Regions from separate parts of the Homo sapiens genome. Here regions 1 and 2 are each linked to region 3. The links are chromatin contacts, found by Hi-C in ENCODE. All regions are on one chromosome and are shown on one strand. The core of a region is the stretch at or near the end of the contact, and the rest is flanking DNA. Distances in the headings are between cores, read along the strand shown.

Region 1 (2,700 bases), core at 116-2,615, 490 kb after region 3:
CCTCTCCCACAGGCTCTAGGCCAGCCTCCCAGTGAGCCAGCCTCTCAGCAAGCCTCTATGCTACTTTTCAAGAGAGTCCTTCAGTACACCAGCCTCCCATGCAGCCCGCGCCTTGGCCAGCCTTCCAGCCAGCCTCTAGGTAAGTCTGTTAGCCAGCCGCTTAGCCAACCAGCTTCAGAATCAGCCTCCCATGCCACCAATGGCGTGGCCAGCCTCCCAGTACGCCTCTTAGAGAGCCTCTTAGGCGGCCTCCTGACTAGCCAGCCTCAAAACCAGCCTCCCTTGCAGCCAGCGTTTCCAACAGCCTCAGTGGGAGTGAAGGAGAAGGCAGCCAAAGTTTGAGGTTGATTTTAAGGTGGCCTTGTCCCTCTGCCCTGCAGGCCTTGTCCCTGTGCCCTGCAGGGCGCCCCCATCCCAGGACTGGGGGCCTGCCCAGGAAGAAGGCCCAGATACCGGGGCCCAAGATTTCTGCCCCGCTGCCGACCCACTCTTCCACCTGCTGCCTTTGTCCCGGGGACACCCACCACACCCCACGCTGAAGGGGCGATCCTCCCACAGCTGTCACCTCCTCCTGCAGCCCCAGCTCAGGCAGGGCACGGCGCCTCTTCTTCGCATCTTTTATGTTCAGGTCGATGGTCCTCGTCTTCACATCATCCCCTGCAAGCTTCCAGGCGTGGCCCCGGGAGGCAGCTCTGTGCATCTTTCTGATATCCCTATAGTGGATGACTTAAGAGTCTTTGGTGGTAGACCAGCTGAGTGAAGGCTCTCTGGCACTCCAGGCTTGTCACGCCCTTGACAGCAGTGGCAGAAAGCCTCTGCATGGCTGCAGCCACCTTTTAAGAGAGAGGCCGCTCCTCTCACTCGCCCTTCCCCAGCCCCAGCCCCAGCCCCAGCCCCAGCCCCCGCCGCTCGCCCTTGCCCTTAATCGCCACCACATCCGGCCCAACATCAGTAAAAAGTGTGGTCTAGTGAAGCCCTTGTACACTCCGGCCTCTTTCTAGAGAAATTTGTTGAGTAGAGCCGTGAGGCTTTCACGGGATCTTGTAGCCAGCCTCCTAACAAGCGAGCCTGGTACAACCAGGCTCTTAGCCGGACTCAGCCTACCAGGCCCTCAGCAAGCAAAATTAGCAAGAATTTGAGGTACCCTCTCACACGGACTCTCCGCCAGCCTCCTAGTCGGCCGCCTCTCACCCGGGTTCTTGGCAAATCTCCCAGCAAGCCTCTATGTCAGCCTCCTAGCCAGCCAGCCAGCCTGAAGACCGGCCTTCCATGCAGCCAGCATTTCGATCAGCGTTCCAGCAAGCCTCTCCCCCTGCCAGAAGACTTGTCATTCGACCAGACTCCCATGCAGGCAGGCTCTAGGCCGGCCTCCAAAAAACCGGCCTGCCACCCAGCCTCCAAGTCATATTCATCTTGCCGGACTTTTCAGCAAGCATTTTAGGAAGTATTTAAGGCAGCCTCTCAGACAGATAATTTTCTGGAATATTCCATTAAACATTCTTCTCTGATTAAATAACGCTTGCCTCACCATGGCAACATAAATCACTGAAAAATACTGTTTATCCGAAGAATAGTCTCTCAACTTGTGGGATAAATGATGTATAATTTTTAACCTTCTTGAGGGCAGATATTATGAGAAAATTTTTAATCATAAGAAAAACATTGCAGAATTATAGCCACAGTTTTAAAAATAAGCACATTATAATGATAATAAAATTGTAATACAACTAATTATAATGAACATATAAAAGAAGTCTCCCCATGGAGATTAGTATCATAAAACAATTTATATAATTTCACCAGCTATAGATTCACTGTTGGCATGTTACTTTTAATACATACTTGACTTTCAATTCGAAATCATTTTTTCATTAAATCCTGTACCTCAACTTTGAGATTAATGTGGTAATGTGATGCAGCTTCTAGTGAAGCCTCAGACACACATTGTTTATTGAGATCAGCCAATTTTTTTTGAAGTTGTCTCACAGTGACCTGACATGTTTGTTATTGATTTGTAAATCACCTTATCAAATTAACAATATTTACTTTCAAAAATATCACCAAATATATTGGTTCAGCTTATTTTCTTTATGTGTACACATTCCTGCTTATTACTGAATCCACTTAAGGACACAAGAAGGTATTATCTTCCTGCCAAACTGGTACTCTCTTACTAGACACCAGATTCATCCCACTAGTCATTTGTCCCCTAATGAATCTGTAATGCTTCACAACTTACTGAAGTCTCAAGAAAATATGTGGGCAGGACTAGTGGTGGTAAATTCTATGCTGTGGAATGCTTTCCTTCTTTTTTATTGAAGCACAAATCAACATCAAAGTTCCTCACATACTCAATCACCTGGTGAAATTTTTCCAACAGGTTTCTATCTCAGAATAAAAGTATTTTTGTTTCAAAGGCTTTAGAGGCCCTAGGTAACCTGGTCTCCACATCCCTCCTGACCGCAGCTGCTAAGTTTCTCTCCTCTACTCACTTTTTTTGTACTATACATGAACCCTGCCACCCCCCATGAATTGAAAAATGGGGATCCAATGCAAAGCTAATAAATCACAGATAGCTACAATGATCTTTCTCTGGGACAAAGTTCTATCCACATGACAGTCTTTGAGCCTTGAAATAGAAATTATGAGCAAATTATTTGTAACAATATTCAAAGTAAATTATAAATACCAGTGGGATGA
Region 2 (2,700 bases), core at 72-2,571, 300 kb before region 3:
TAGCCAGGCGTGGTGGTACGTACCTAGAGTCCCAGCTACTTAGGAGGCTTAGAGGGGAGGATTGTTTGAGCTCAGGAGTGCGAGGCTTCAGTGAACTATAATCATGCCACCGCACCCCAATATGGGTGACAGAACGAGGTCCTGACTCTAAAAACAAACAAACAAAAAAACGAAACAAAACACCATGTGTTGTAGATTCAGTTTTTTGACAAAGGTGACACCAGGGAAATGAAAGGTCTTTTATATTTTTTTGCACTACAGTCTGAACATATTTCGTTGTTGTTGTTCCTTAGTATAAAATACCTAGAGAAATATTACAAGGATTCTCTAAAAAGAAAGTACTTTCGTAAAGGCTTTATCCACGACCAACTGCCTATCTTTAGGTCCAAGTTGTATTTATCTAGTTGAACAACCACAGTTACAAAGTACCAAAGTTCTGGAAAACATTTTCACAAGACCGAGGAGAGGCAAAGGCAAGATATTTATGCCTCTGTATACCTTGATGTTGCCTATTTCCGTTTCTATAATTCTTACCTGGCTTCTTTCTTCATGTCTATATATCACCTTTAAAGTTCAGCTTACTTCCTAGCTCCTAAAGAAGGTTTCCTAGCCTGTCCCAAGTCATTTATTTCTCACTTACAAACAATATTACTGAATATTCTGCCCTGACGGCTACTTGGAGGCTCAGAATATGTCGCTGTGTACTAAAAAGTTAACTACGGGCTTGCTATTTGGAATACATTTACTCCCAAAGCTCGGCTCTACTCTTAATCAAGGGTCAATCACACGGCCCACCACACACAAAACGTAGGAGGCTTGGATATAAACCTAAGAAAACATGCATCATCTCGCGAGTCCAGGTCAATCACGGACAGCTTCCCCAGGAGATCCGTGGCCCTTTTTTAGGCCTTTCTATCTTGAAAGAGCAGCCATGCAGATACACTAACCCCACCACTGGTACTTAAGCTTGTAAATGCCAGCAAGGAAAAAAAAAACAACAACATAAAACATGGGACGCGCAACTTAGTGTAGACGCAAAAACCAGTCAGAAATAATCGCAAGCTAGGCCCCATACTTACGCGGGACGCCAGCCAAATCCGCGTGCGAGTAACCTGCTCCGCCGGCTCCGAAAAAGCCGGCCAATCCCCCTGTGGTTTTGTTGCCGCTTCCCCCGCCTCCTTCCATGGTATCGCAGCAAACCGAGTGGTTCCCGCCGCTGCCTCAAGCCTGGGTGGTCCGCTGGGCCGTTACTCCTCAATAACAGCGGGTAACCCCGCGTTGCCAGCGCCTACTTCACACGCTGACCTTCCGGGCGCCGGTTCCCGTTAAGCGCCACACTTCCGCTTTGCGGCAATGTGCGCCCCGGAAGCTGGAAGCGCCTGACGGCAGCTTTCCGGTGGTGGGAAAGTGAACGAATCCCGAATCAAAGCGGCGCATTGAGGCAGGTGGGGTGCCAGTGGAAGAGAGAAAGCAGGCGAGTGTTTACGGCCTGACTTGGGAGGCCGGCGGATCAGCAATTGCAGAAGCAGGCAGCGGCAGAGAGGGAATGGTGCAGGCAGGCGCTGAGAAGGACGCGCAGTCCATCTCTCTCAGGTTAGTGAAATGAGGCTCTCCGCCCGGGGCCGGCCCGGGGACAGTGCGCTGCTGGTCCCAGCATGAATGCGGGCCCCGGCTGTGAACCCTGCACCAAGCGACCCCGCTGGGGCGCCGCTACAACTTCGCCGGCTGCTTCGGACGCCCGGAGCTTTCCGAGCAGGCAGAGGCGCGTCCTCGACCCCAAGGACGCTCACGTGCAGTTCAGGGTCCCACCGTCCTCGCCAGCCTGCGTCCCAGGGCAGGCGGGACAGCACAGAGGCAGCGCCACCTCGCTTGGTACGTGGGAAAATAAAAATCTTTGTCCTTCGCCTCGGCCCGAACCTTCTGGTCTCAGGGACTCCAGTCACTCCTTTCTGGTCTTGTGTGCATCATCACTCTGAGGTCCACTTGCTGAGCTACCAAAGCCACTAGTGGGTGAATGGGGCCGCATTTTTCCCAGTGCGATTGATGTGAGAAACTCTGATGAGCAGTCACTCACAGGGCGGAAAATGGCAGGAGACTCCACCACCTGTTTGCTTCTTCAGGTTTGATTGAGAAATTGCCTTAGTCGTCAAGGAGATCTAATTGTGTATGTAAAACAGTAGGGCGCTTCAGCCTCTAGATAGGAAGAAAACAACTTCACTTGTGCAGATTCTGGGTCCCAGGGTGCAGAGCTATTAGTCTAAGCTGGCATTGTACCCGTCCCTGGTATACAGTGTTGAATGAGAGAAACTTGGCCTCTGCCTTCATACCTTAAAATCTATCTGGAGAGATAGACGATAGCAAAAGTTAATATAATAAAAGGTAATGGATGTTCTGATAGATGAAAGACAGATTGTTTTACCTAACTGAATTTATGGAATCGAAAATAGTCCTCCAGAAGATGAGATGCTTATTCTGAGGACTGTAGAATGAGTAGGAGTTAGATGAAGAGGAAGTAAGAAGTGTTTCAGGAGTGCAATGGAGGCCGGGCGCGGTGGTTTTGCCTGTAATCCCTGCGCTTTGGAAGGCCGGGGCGGGTGGATCACCTGAGGTCAGGAGCTCAAGACCAGCCTTACCAATATGGTGAAACCCCGTCTCTGCTAAAAACACAAAAAATTAGCCTAGCGTGGTGGCGGGCAACTG
Region 3 (2,700 bases), core at 40-2,539:
CCAGGTAATGGAGCTTCTGGTATTGGGAGGCAAGGCTTTAAACACACCTGCCTGACTCCACGGTCCATGCTGTCAATTCTCCAGTGTGAATGAAGTGGGCAGGCAAGGGTGAGAAACGCTAAGGTTTTTACTCAGTAAGTCTCCATCACAGGCCCTATTCTAGGCTCAGGAATGCAAAGATGATTACCATCATAGCTCTGTCCTCAAAGGTCTCCAATCTATTTAGCATTAAGCATATGTGGAGTTTCAGAAGGAACCAACGGCGAGACTGGTGAATCAATGCCCAGTGCCTCACCATACTCCCCCAGTGTATGCTCAATAGTTCGTTGAACTGTGGAGATAAGTTGGTGGGTAGGGTCTCAGAAGAATGAGAGAGGACAGGAGACACAGATTAGATGTTTAGTTTCATATTAGACTGGCTCCTCTGAGCCAGAAGTCGAGGATGAGTGAACCCGCAGTGGGAGTGAGATGACATTCTTTGTCAGCTGAGTAACCCACTTAGTGAAGGAGGTTCACGGAGTTGGAAAATCGGTAGGGGGAACGGAACGAGGCAGTGGGCTCCCATGTTAGGTTGAAAGGCAGGTGTTGGCTTGAAGCCAGTTACTGTTTACACCGCAGCTCAGCAGCTTGGAAACTGGAGCAGGAGGTGTGGCTGGGCTTACCCAACGCTGGGATTTGAGCCCAGGGTGCCTACTCCATTGCCTGGCCTACAGTTCTCAGTAAATTGTATGAGGACTACAGAAAGTTATCTGTTTTCGCCTTTGTCTTCAAGCAGGCACGGTAATGCCCCCATTTTCCAGATGAGGCAATTGAGGCCAGAAACATTAGGGGACGGTGAAGCCTAAAGCAGATTTGTTAGGACAGGCCGGCCCAAACGCACCAGGAGCGCCCCTCACTCTGGAGAGGCCACCGACTGGACAGCGTCTGCCTGTATCGCCTATCTCCAGCAAATCAGGCGCCTGGAAGAGGATCCCCGGTGGGTCTCACGGAGGGCGGCTCCGGCTTCAACCCCGCCGTTCCCAGCAGGCCATGCGGCTGCCCTCCAGACGCCCGCGTGGGCACGAGTCAGGGGTCCAGTGTTGCTAGTAATAAAAGATCAACATCCGGGCCTCGTAACTCACAACCTCCAGCGAATGCCAAGAAGGCCCCAGGGCCCTGGCGCCCCGGCAACCGCCCACGTCCGGGGGCCAGGCCTGCCCCCGCCCGCGCTGATTGGAGGGCAGCGAAAGCGCCGTCCAGCGATTGGTAGGTGGTGTCACAAAGGGGCGGGGCGCGGCGGCAGCGGAGCGTTGTCGGCCAGTGCCTTCCGTGAAGTTGCTCGCCGGGTCGTTGGGCCCTGTCGACCTGTAGGCGGGCGAGCGAGCCAGCGGACAAGACTGCGGGTGAGGCTGAGCTAGCGAGCGGCCGGCAGGGGGGGCGCCCGGGCTGCGAGCCGCTGAGCCCAGCCGCGCTGCCGCCGCCGGCCGTCGTGGGGCCGGAATGGCGCAAGGCCGGAGTGGCGCGGGCGCTCGGCGCTGGGCTGCCGGGTAGAGTCCTGTCCCCGCCCCTCGCCTTGCGGCCTGACGCCGGCCGCTGCTGCCCGGGGACCGGAGCGGCGGGCCGCCTTTGCCCAGGACACACGCTCTGGCGTTTGTTCCTTTGGGCGTGACGCCAGCTTCAACGGGTACGCGGCTTTCCCGACGGGTGCTGATCTCCGAGTCGCTGTTGTCACGCGGACTGCTGTCCTCCAGATTCAGGCCGGTGGGTCTGGGGAGCCCGGATTGGTCTTGGAGGAGCAACGGCTGCGCAGGTGACTCGGTGGCCTCAAGTGTGTAGGTACCTGGATGGCGCGAGGAGATGCTGGCTCTGAAATACTTCCCAATTCCGCTTGCAGATGAACTCCGGACTAGAGTTTAGGCTACAGACAAGTTAGGCGGTTGATGTGATTCTGTAGCTCGTATTTCGAACTTTAGGGATGTTTTGATGTATCAGTAAATGTAGATCTGTGTCACAGTTTTAATGGCAGCTTCACATTCCGGATATCTTTATGTTGGGGAAAATGTTTCAAAGGTAACTGCTCTTCTGTAGCTAAGCTTCTTTAGAGCAGAGGTTGGAGAAAATTCTGAGTTACTGAAATTACGTATTCAGCGCTATTGCCTGTTTACCTTTAACTTCCATTTCATCCTTGGAGTTGTGTTTTTAGAAACTTTTCAGAAGAAATGAGAGAAATGCTTTGGGAATTGATTTTTTTTTTTTTTTTAAGTTCTAGGGTACATGTGCACAACGTGCAGGTTTGGTACATAGCTATACATGTGCCATGTTGGTTTTCTGCACCGACTAACTCGTCATTTATATTGCGTATTTCTCTTAATGCTATCCCTCCCCCCATCTCACTCCCCACGACAGGCCCCAGTGTGTGATGTTCCCCTCCCTGTGTCCAAGTGTTCTCATTGTTGAGTTCCCATCTATGAGTGAGAACATGGCGGTGTTTGGTTTTCTGTCCTTGTGACAGTTTGCTGAGAATGATGGTTTCCAGCTTCATCCATGTCCATGCAAAGGACATGAACTCATCCTTTTTTTATGGCTGCATAGTATTCCATGGTGTATATGTGCCACATATTCTTAATCCACTCTATCACTGATGGACATTTGGGTTGGTTCCAAGTCTTTGCTGTTGTGAATTGTGCCACAGTAAACATACGTGTGCATGTGTCTTTATAG

What was found. A loop is a pair of places that touch in the nucleus more often than their neighbours do. Pooled maps may share reads with other maps.
Region 1: a map of ascending aorta shows a loop between it and region 3 (5-fold over the local background). The contact joins the enhancer-like site here to the promoter of ZFAND4 in region 3. A Hi-C loop is called at or near these places in 1 of 168 maps with a recorded cell type or tissue (ascending aorta) and 2 of 50 pooled maps.
Region 2: a map of naive thymus-derived CD4-positive, alpha-beta T cell shows a loop between it and region 3 (8-fold over the local background). The contact joins the promoter of TIMM23 here to the promoter of ZFAND4 in region 3. A Hi-C loop is called at or near these places in 1 of 168 maps with a recorded cell type or tissue (naive thymus-derived CD4-positive, alpha-beta T cell), 1 of 37 single-sample maps with no recorded cell type and 11 of 50 pooled maps.

The regions. Positions count from the first base shown.
Region 1 is chr10:45,178,521-45,181,220 of GRCh38, reverse strand. It overlaps the pseudogene ANKRD30BP3. Among named protein-coding and RNA genes, the nearest start is that of MIR3156-1, 16 kb to the right of the region's middle. Within about 2 kb of position 1,365, at least 2 of the 41 ENCODE cell types and tissues checked have a DNase peak (open chromatin) inside an H3K27ac peak, as active enhancers do; they include ascending aorta, where a contact is called at or near this core.
Region 2 is chr10:45,971,110-45,973,809 of GRCh38, reverse strand. TIMM23 (translocase of inner mitochondrial membrane 23) reads right to left here and starts at 1,321. Exons shown (of 7, transcript NM_006327.4): 1 at 1,080-1,321. The coding sequence starts at 1,185. It also overlaps the pseudogene PARGP1-AGAP4 and the pseudogene PARGP1. RefSeq lists enhancers at 1,501-1,630, 1,147-1,837.
Region 3 is chr10:45,671,361-45,674,060 of GRCh38, reverse strand. ZFAND4 (zinc finger AN1-type containing 4) reads left to right here and starts at 1,289. Exons shown (of 10, transcript NM_174890.4): 1 at 1,289-1,811. RefSeq lists a silencer at 987-1,706.